2 separate regions of the Homo sapiens genome follow, and region 1 is linked to region 2. The links are chromatin loops, found by intact Hi-C in ENCODE. Cell type or tissue: heart left ventricle. All regions are shown on one strand. Links, peaks and the distances in the headings refer to the core of each region. The heading gives the core; the rest is flanking DNA.

The links. A loop is a pair of places that touch in the nucleus more often than their neighbours do. Peaks named below come from ENCODE experiments on the same cell type or tissue, not always from the same donor. Only the 100,000 strongest peaks of a DNase experiment are listed, where the experiment ranks them.
Region 1: a loop joins it to region 2, with 2.1 times the contacts of the local background. A loop is called at or near these places in 4 of 110 quality-filtered maps.

Annotation. Positions count from the first base shown.
Region 1 is chr10:114,062,763-114,068,145 of GRCh38, reverse strand. All of the region lies in intron 1 of LOC124902554 (a long non-coding RNA gene), which reads left to right. Among named protein-coding and RNA genes, the nearest start is that of ADRB1, 22 kb to the right of the region's middle. In heart left ventricle, for the core only: no CTCF peak of the experiment used is centred there; no DNase peak of the experiment used is centred there; H3K27ac peaks cover 4,460 bases.
Region 2 is chr10:113,889,370-113,894,752 of GRCh38, reverse strand. All of the region lies in intron 5 of NHLRC2 (NHL repeat containing 2), which reads right to left. Among named protein-coding and RNA genes, the nearest start is that of NHLRC2, 37 kb to the right of the region's middle. In heart left ventricle, for the core only: a CTCF peak has its summit at 3,060; no DNase peak of the experiment used is centred there; H3K27ac peaks cover 1,636 bases.

The sequences.
Region 1 (5,383 bases), core at 169-5,168, 170 kb before region 2:
AAAAATGTAGAAATACAGGGCAGGGGAGGTAGATATCTGTAGCTACTGGGTGACCCCCCGCCCCCCAAAATCAGTTTCTAGTTCTCCATGCTACCAATACATTTTAATCTATTTTTTAAAAAGTCATTTTGCCTTAGCTCACACCTGTAATCCCAGCACTTTGCGGGGCAGTGGTGGGTTGATTGCTTGAGTCCGGGAGTTTGAGACCCGCCTGGGCAACATGGCGAAACTCCATCTCTACAAAAAATACAAACATTAGCTGGGCATGGTGGCACACACCTGTAGTCCCAGCTACTCGGTGGGGCTGAGGTGGGAGGATCGCTTGATCCCAGGAGGTTGAGGCTGCAGTAAGCTGAGATCCTTCCACTGCACTGCAGCCTAGGTGACAGAGTGAGACCCTGCCTCAAAAAAAAGGCTGGGCATGGTGGCTCATGCCTGTAATCCCAGCACTTTGGGGAGGCCAAGGTGGGCAGATCACCTGAGGTCAGGAGTTCGAGACCAGCCTGGCTAACATGGTGAAACCCTGTTTCTACAAAAATTACAAAAAAATTAGCCAGGTGTGGTGGCAGGCGCCTGTAATCCCAGCTACTTAGGGGGCTGAGGCAGGAGAATCGCTTGAACCCGGGAGGCAGAGGTTACGGAGAGCCAAGATTGTGCCATTGCACTCCAGCCTGGGCAACAAGAGCGAAACTCTGTCTCAAAAAAAAAAAAAAAAAAAGTTATTTTCCCTCATTCTTTCTCGGGTTTGTTAAAATATCCCAGTAGTGTGGTTTGGCAGAAAGAGCATCAGAGCGTAGGCTTTGGAGCCTCCCTGGCCTGCATTCAAGCTCTGCCCATTTGGTCTTTCTAGGCCTCGGACTCCTCACACAGAGATGAAAATAATAACACTGGCATCTCTCTTTATAAATAGCGTTTTTCAAAATCTCTAATCCTCACAAACTACCAACCTATCACTCAGAATCTGTCCATACCACCCAGCAAAAATAATCACCAACAAGTGATGTTCATCCTGAACGGCCCCGACGGGACAGAGGACATGCAAAATACCAGCCTCCGGGGCCTGAGCGCAGCTGCTCTGGAACACAGACTGCTTTTGAAGTGAACAATGCAAGCGCGAGATTGATGTTTGGACAGGCTGACTGTGAAGGCCCTTCCCTCTCTGGGATTCCATGATTCTATGAATATAAATTGTTTTCTAGAAAGAAATTAATGTGTCAAGTTAAATCTGCACCCATTTATACAGAGCCACAAGACTTGACAGAAGTTCCAGTTAGTTTACTGACTTGTTTAAAAAAAACACACACACAGAAAAAACAGGTCTTGCAGCAACTGAGGTTGGACTGCTCCATGGAAAAACTTATCTGTAGCACTACAAACTGCAGAAGAATTTAGAAGGCCTCTGTGCACCGTCCTCAGCCGGTTGCACTTGTCTTCCCTTCTTCAAAATCTCATGTTGGCCATCAAGTTGATGAAGTATTTTCTCCAGGAGACCTTGAGAATTCTTTCTGTGTCATCAGGGCTCCGAACAGATGCATTTCACGGGGAGAAAGGGAACGTTATTGTTATTTGGATTCCAAAAGTGAAATCCTAAGAACAGTATCATCACACAGAATGCATTTTTGAAATAACATTTAAGGAGCGAGTAGGTGCTGGGAAAATAACTTTTATTTACAATGAGAAGTACTATCTGTGGCTAATAACTGCATATTTAATAGTAACTGCATTTCTTATTAAATATTTCAAAGATATTAAAAGAGCTTCAAATAAAAAAAAAATCTAAATGCCAGAAAGAAAAAAATCCTGATCAGTGTCTTTATTGTGATGTCACAGCTTCTCACAGAAAATTATGGACTTTGAATTTTAACTGAGAAAATAGTAGCTCACTTGATATTGTAGGTGTGTGACCAAAACATGATTATACAACATACTTCCATCAATTGAACCATATTGTGCACATTTTCACACTTGATTACATATAATATAATATCATATTTACCTCTATTCTTTGGAGTACAATCAGACTGTAAGTTCTTTGGAAATGTTTTGGTACTTTAGTATTCAGCAAAGGCATATGATGGGCCTCAATAAACACTTAACAATTAGCATTTCAGAGATGTTTTATATTCATTTCTGAGTGATTGTCAATTAGAGGGACTCTCTTCCTCTGTCCTCCAGGTGATTATTAATGATGCAGAATCCAATTTACCAGGGGCTACTATTTAAAGATCTTCTGCTCTAGTGAACTTAATAGTCTCCCATGTCCTAGGGCTCTGTAGATTTGAAAATTTGAATTTCCCTAAATCAAAGGAAATAGTGGAAAAATACTATGAAGGTAAGACCAAGGAAATGGGTAGGGTATAGCTCAGGAAGAAAAGCACATATTCTATCATGCATGAGAAAAGAAAAGGAGTCACGGGCCTGGGTAAAAACAAGCTATTAAAGTTAAAAATATGACCTTTGGTGGACGTATACACAGATGTATCCTTGGATCTTGCATCTTTGTGCATCTTGAGCATTGACAATTTACTCAGGGCATCGTGGCAGAGTGTTGAATCAGACAGAATGAGGCCACGGAACAAATTGCAACCTTCACTCCCCAACTGGAGGATGATTTAGAGAGCTCTGTCTTGACCAGAACCCAGGCTGCCACCACCCTCCTGGCCAAGTGTGGCTTGAATCAGAGAGTCTAGCAGTGGGGTGGAGAGGTGGTGCTTCTGCTTCAGTTTTCGTAAAAGGGCATTTCGTGTCACAGGTAGGAGAAAGAATGGAGTGGTTAAGAGGGTGGGCTCTATGGAAAGTGCCTGGGTTCCTGAAGTCCTATACAGCCATTTCCCAGCTCTGTCTTCTTGGGCAAGTTATTTGACCTTCTTTAAGCCTCAGTTTCCTCATCAGTAAAATGTGACAACACAGTACTTGCCTCACAGTGTTCTCTTAGGTCAAGTGATGTAATGCCTAAAAGCAGTTTGGGTGGTGCTAAATAAAAGAGGAAAAATTAGCTATGGTTTCAAAGCACTCTCCTGAGTTATGCATCATTCTTGAGACGTTATCTTATTTTTCCAATTCCTACTCTAGGACAGGTCCTCCCCCTCCACCAAAAGAGCATTGCTCTCATTTATTAATGTGAGCAGGATGTCCACAGGACATAATTTCCTGAAGGTCAGTAGAACTGCTTCTGTTAACAGCAATCACCCTCCAACTCTGCCTGATTTGCCACTGACTATGGCCCTTCCAAAGTGGAGGTTTAGTAATGAGTTCAGATGTGATTAACGTCTCCTGCTGTTGCTTGCTCTTCCCATTGTTTATGGCTTTCTGTTGCCTAATGGCTACATGTCTGGGACTCCTATTTTTAACAAACATTTAAAACCTGACAGATGACAGCTCTTAGGTTATAATTGTTTGTTAAAAATAGGATTCTCAACAGGCAGCTGTTAAATACAGAAGAGAGACTGAGTTATTAGGGAAGGTCACTGACAATAGTGATTGTTTTGACATGGACTGGAAAGTGATATAACAGAGAGCAACAGAAAATGCCAGGTCAACACCAGTGCTCTCAATCAAGAGAACTAAGGGCCGTCCATTATGCAACAGGCAGATATGGCAGAGGCGGTGCCAAGAATTTGCTTCGATCTGCCTGTACCCTGTTCTGAGACTGAGTGACCTTCTTGGAAGTGGGTGAATTTGCCCTGCTATTTCTGGCAGCAGTTCCGGTTCTCAGGCTCTTTATTCTACCAGTTGCACTTCTAAAGTAAGAAATATGTTGTCTGCTTGATACCAAGGCCCTGGTGCCAAACACATTCTTTCGATGATGTAGGGGAAAGTCCTGCATAAATTGGGCATATGAGGACAACAGGCTGAAACTCTGAAGAAGGAGAGCATGACCTTTTCCTAGCTATTTCTGGGCAACTCACCTGAGCTAATGCATCATCTTTTCCTAGGAGGAGAAAGAATGTGAACACACACACATACACCACTCACACACACACACCACTTATATGGATACACATGCATACATATTTAATAATACTGGAATCTGTATTTTTCTTATCTGTTATTAAGCTATTAAGGTTTAAAATGTGATCTTCAGTGGACGTATGCAGATGTATCCTTGGATCTTGCATCTTTGTGCATCTTGAGCATTTACAATTACTCAGGGCATCATGGCAGTGTTGAGTTAGAGACAATGAGGCCATTATTATATTCATATGATGTCTAAATTGGCTATCCAAAAGAGATATTTATCCTTCAACATGTAAAAAAGACTTGTCATTTTGAAAACCAGCCCAAGGAAAACTGTAGAAATGACTGTTCTCTTCCCCATCATTTGTCTTCTCCTCATCGTTATTTTCCTACTTATTTTGGGGTGTTTTTGGTGTATTAGATCGTTTTCGCATTTAACTTCTAACCTGAAGTTAAAAGTGAAAAGTCCCTCCAACAAGTCCCTTGTTCTCTAACCCTTCCCTGAGGCACAAATCTATTTTCCTAGGTGCTTGGTGGCCATCTCTCCCCGCATCCCCACAGATGCAAGAGTCTTAAACCACACATCCGTTTACTGTGAACTTCCCCAAACTGCTCCTCCACCTGTCTCCCATTTTGAAGTTGATGGCCTTCTCTTGCCGTCTTCTTTAGTTCTTTTTCCACCCATCCATCTCCCCTGTGACCGGGGATTGCTTGTGAAAAAAACTCCAATCTGACCCAGTTATTCTTGTACTTAAAATCTTCAGTGACTCTCTTCCCTATAGAATGAAGTCCAAAATTCTTATTAAGATATATAAACTCCTTCCCAATCCAGCTTTTGCCTGTTATCAGGAATCCTTTCCCACTGGGCCAGCCTGGCAGCCTCTGCTCCGGCCATGCAAATGTTCCTGCTGTCTTTGGAACACAGAACACGTCCTTTGCTCTTTTTTGCCTGCATGCCTTTGAGAGTTTCTTCCTTCTGCTTGGAATGTCCTTTTCATCTGGGCAAAAACAATTCACCACTCAAGATTCAGCCCGTTGGTACCTTGTGGGTGATGCTGTCCCTGACTGTCCCAGCCAGTGTTAGAATCTGCTCCCTCCTTGGGGGTCTCACAGTAAACCCTGCCGAGTTAGAGATTTATGTTGGTCATGCCCTCCTCCAGGTCTCCAGCGCCCTGGGTTTCCATGACCCCATGACCTAACATAGTACCTGGCTTCTAGTTGGAGCTCAATAAATGTTTCTTGATATAAAGATATAAATTAATTAATTAACTTGGATTTCTTTTAAAACCCCTGAGAAAGTGATGAGATTTGCCTTTAAGGAAAGCCTGAACTTTCAAGAATACATCAATGGTTAAAAGTAGGGTAATTACAATTAATCAGAGCTAAGAAAATACCTTAGTGGTTGCCTGGTTCAACCAGCAGCCTT
Region 2 (5,383 bases), core at 172-5,171:
TAGGATCAGAAGGCAATTTATTTAATCTTATAAAGAACATTTTTAAGAAAGTCACAGCAAACATCCTACTTAAGAACAAAATCCTACAAACATCCCCGAGAATAAAAATGAGACAAAGATACCTACTATCAACACTTCTATTTAACACCTTATGGAGGTCCTAGTTTGTGCAACAAAGAAGGAAAAAGAAGCAAAGCACAAAAAGATTAGAAATAAAACTGTAGTTATTAGCAGATGACATAACTATGCACACAAAATCTTCACAATTTTATACAGGAATTTAGCAATGTTGTTGGGTACAGGGTCAATAAGCAAGGATAAATTCTTTTATCGGTTTACAGCAGCAAATATACAAGAAAATTTATAACGACATTCAAAAACATCAAACACCTAAGGGTAAAAAAGATTTATAAGCCTTCTACACTAAGAATCATTATTGAGAGAAATATAGACAGATATTTTTATACAACTTATCTTGATTGAAAAGTCAGCTCCAGCCAATGTTAGGACCTTATGGGTAACAAGACTGGAAGGTTGACCAAGTAAATGAAAATAAAAGGACTCCATCCTTTTAGCTTCTCAGGTCATAAGCCTTGGAGTCATCTTTAATTCCTCCTTTTTCTCACATGTCACACATGATCCATCAGCAAATTATGTAGGCTCCTTATTCAAAATATATTCAAAATCTGACCACTTCTCACCACCTCCACCTTGACCTAAGCCACTATCAGGGATTACTGCAAGAATTCCTTCTGAACTGGTTTGTCATCCTGTTCCCACCTTGAAAACTGCATTTTTCTTTCTCTTTCACATCAATGTCCCACTCTAAGAAAATCTCATAAGGGTGAGTTAGGCAAATTTAGCTCTAAGCTTTAGGAACAAAAACATTTGCTTTTCTTAGCTTGCTTTTAGAGCCTCTGTCTTGGCAAAGGAGAGCTATGTTGGTGCATAGCTGAGTGAAAGATCAAATTTAACTTTGTTATCTAGTTCTCCAAACAGGTCGGTCTAGCTCAGCTGGGGCTTACTATAATAAGGCAAAAGCTTCCCAGTGATAGATAAAGTATGGGCATTGGTTTAGTTTTGGTCTCTGTGTACTTATTTCCTTCAGATGCCCGAGGAAAGAGAAAAAGTAGAGAAGCAGCAGCAGTGTCAGGTCAGGGTTCAGGTGTTTGGAATTCTACATACCAACTTATGAGGATAATGATAATCATCACCCAGGTCACTTTCTGTGTTGATGGCACCGAGCTAATAATTTTACGTGGATTATTTCCTTCAATTTAACAACCTTAACAAGTCTTATTATCATCATCTTCATTTTATAAAAAGCCAGCTTCAAAGAGGCTAAATAATTTGCTGAAATTCACCCAGCTAAACTTGGAAAACGACTTCATTAGTGAATCTGACTCTAGATTATGAGTGTTCTGATGAGAATGAAGGAACTATTTGGTTCAGTTCTCTACTTGCCCGTTTTTCACCCTCCTTCTGCCTCTGACCCATGCAGACTTAGCTCTGGTAACAAGTACTCAAGTGCATTTCTGTCTGTGATCAGAAACAGGGATCTGATTAAATGTACCCACAGCCTCCTACTCCGGGATGCATAGTGAGGTTTACCCCTCTGCCTTTCTCTCCCTGTACCCCTGGGAATGGTCTATGGTTGGATAATGTCTTTAAAGTTATTTTCTAGTCCCTTGCCTTCCCATTTTTGGTTTGGTTCAGATCATCAGCATCTGTTCATGACACTTTATGACAAAATTCTTATCTTATAGAAAACAGTGATAATAGCAAACATGTATATTATATTATGCTTTCTATGCACCAGACACTGTTCTAAGTGCTTTACATATATTAATTCTTATCCTCATGGTAAGCCTTTCAGGTAGGCACTATTTGTATCATCAATTTAGATGGGGAAGTTGAGGTATAAAGAGGCTATGAAACTTGTCCAAAGTCACACAACTACTAAGATGTGGAGCTGCAAACCTAGCTGGTCTGGCTCCAGAGTCCTTGCTCACAGCCACCGTGCTAGACCACTTCTCCAGAAATTTTTACCCTGAGCACTGAAGAGTTTGTTTTTGTAAACAAAATGAAAGTTAAAAAAAAAAAAAGAGGGCTGGCATTTATAATGTCTATCAAAGTAACAAGAGTCATATTAACAATTTACAACTGTTCATCCTGGAGTGTGGCCTCCAAAGCACACAGTTCCATCACTGAGTATGGGTATTAGATTTGTTCCCTCTAAAAAGAATGTGGTAATCATGAACATTTCCATTTTAAATTAAGAGTATACTTACACCTACACAACAAACCTCATACATACCTCCCAATCTCAAATAGAAGGTAAAATTACAAAAAAGAGTGCACTTAATATTACTGACTTTCAACAATCACAAATTAAAAATTTTTTAAAACGACAATGACAGAGGCTGAAAAGGTTCTGAAAATATTTTTAAAGGCAAAACTCACTCATAATTATCAGTAGAGATTAGACATATTTTTAGAAAACAAATAAAATCAACAAAAGAAATATCAACATGAAAATTACCTGAAATCCAGCTTTAAAAAAATTCTGTCATTTTAAGTACCTATGACTAGAACCCTCCTAAGAGCATCCGTGAAATTCTCCATCAGTGCTTCTACACAGATTTGTTTCTACAAAGTCTCTAAACCTCTTATGAATCAAAGTCTTAAGCCACTAGGGAAGGGCAGCAAAGCCTGTCACTTTCCACAGAGCACAGGAAAATACCATTTACAGCTGTGGAAAAGGTAGATGAAAAAATGCTCTACTGACACCAAGCAGAGTTCTCATTCTGCTAGGGGAGAAACAGGAGGCTCCCCAAACCAATCACAGACACAAGACAGATTCTGGCTGCCAGAGAGAGGAACAGCAACAATGAAAAAGCTCCCCACATCCTTTCCTCAAGGCCTAGGCACTCAGGGCCTTCCCAAGGCTGAGGCTGAACAACAGAGAACATCCCCATACACAACACAAGCCTGGGGCAGAATAACAACGAGTAGCAGTCTATCCCTGGGACGGCTGCAAGAGTGGAGAGAGGGAACCACCATGTGGCTTCATTGTACAGGGACGACTGAAAGCTGAGGGTAGAGCACTAACACTAAGAAAACCCTCCAGCTAATCTAGGCCCATGTACTGAGGCAAAATCAGAAGGCAACAACTGCCCAGCTAGAGGAATTTAAAACATGTGGTGCATTGACATAGCAATAATAAAACCAAGGCCCAGCTCAGCTCCTGACCAAATTGACTCAATCTTTCATAATTATAACATAAGTACTATTTATCTCAGCCTCTATTGTTTTATACAAGATGACTGACATATAATAAATAATGAGAAGACACACATAAAAGCAAAAACATTACCCGCTTCCGAGTAACAAAGGAATGATCAGAAACAGACTCGAGGATAGTCCCCAGATTTGGAACTATCTAATACAGACTTTGAAATAACTATGCATAGTATGTTAAAGAACCTAGAGAAAAAGGTGGTCAACACACCTAAATAGATAAGGAATTTCAGCAGAGATGAATCTGTAAGAAATACAAATGCTATATTAAAAAGGCATAATATTAGAGATGAAAAATTCCTTCTACAAATGATATGGTTTGGCCGTGTTCCCACCCAAATCTCATCTCGAATTGTAATCTGAATTGTAATCCCCACAAGTCGAGGGAGGGACCTGGTGGAAAGTGATTGGATCATGGGGGTAGTTTCCCTCTTGCTGTTCTCATGATAGTGAATGAGTTCTTACGAGATCTGGTTGCTTAGTAACTGTCTGGCACTTCCCCCTTGGTACTCTCTCTTGGCTGCCTGCTAAGTAAGATGTGCCTTGTTTCCTCCTCATCTTCTGCTGTGATTTCAAGTTTCCTGAGGCCTCCCCAGCCATGTGGAACTGTGAGTTAATTAAACCTCCTTTCTTTATAAACTACCTAGTCTCAGGTAGTATCTTTATAGCAGTATGAGAATGGACTAATACAACAGGCTCATCAGTTGACTAGACACAGCTGAAGAAAGAATTAATGACTGAAGATAAATTGGTAGAAATTACTAGTACAAAAAGAAAAAATAAGAAGAATGAATAAAAAGAACACAATATGCAAGAGTTATTGAATATAATATTAAGAAGAAATCTAACATGAGTAACTGAAGTCCCAGAAAGAGAAAGACAGAAAGGGGCAGAAAAAAATATCTGAAGAGATAATGAGTGAGAATTTCTTGACAATAATGAACATCAAACCACAGATTCAAGAACTCCAAGCAGGATAATTCTTAGATATATCAAACTGCTGAAAACCAAAGATAAAATCTTGAAAGCAACCAGAGAAAAAAATACACTTTACATATAAAGAACAAGAGATAATATTAAAACAGGTGTCTTGTGGAAAACTATGTAAGTCAAAAGACAATGGAGTAATATCTTTAAAATAGTAAAAGAAAAAAATGTTAATCCAGATTCACATACGCAATAAAAATAACTTTCAAAAATGAAAGCTAGATACTTTTTCAGACCAGAATAAAGGCAAGAAAAATCACTGCCAGCAGACCTGTGTCATAAGAAGTTCTTCAGGCAGAAGCAATGACTCCCAACAGACATTTGGGACTTTAAGAAAACAGCCACTGTGGAAAACAGTCTGGCAGTTTCTTGTACACATTCACTTACCATATGACCCAGTAATCTCATTCTTAGGCATTTGCCCAAGAGAAGTGAATGCATATTACCACAAAACAAAAACTGTGCACAAACGTTTATGGAGGTTTTCTATAGCCACTGAAAACTAGAAATACCTTCAAATGTCTATTAACTGGTGAATGAATAAACAAACTGTGGTAGAGCCATACAACGAACTACTACTCAGTGATAAAAGAGAACAAATTACTGATACATGGAACCACAGGGATGAATCTCAAAAACATTATGCTAAATGGAAGAAGCCAGACATGAAAGATGACAGAGAACAGGAAAGAGATCACTGCTGCCAGTTGCTGCAGTGAGTGTGGTGATGGCGGGGGGAGACTCAACAACAGGCTATGAAATAACTTTTTGGGATGAAAATATTCTGTATCTTGACTGTGGTAAAAGTTACAAGACTGCACTTCTTTGTCAAATTTCATAGAATTATATACCTAATAAGGGTAAATTTTACTGTATATAAATTATACCTAATTAACCTAAAAAAAATCAACACCAAGTCAATGTGATAAGGCAGTATAAGAATCTTCTCTCAAATTTTAGACATAAAGATATAACTTATTTTAACAAAATAAAAATGTACTAGTCATACTGCATCAAATTTATTCCTTCAAAACTCCGTGTCATCTGATTTTTTTAAAGCAAAAATATTTTCATGGTATTTTATATCATATTAATA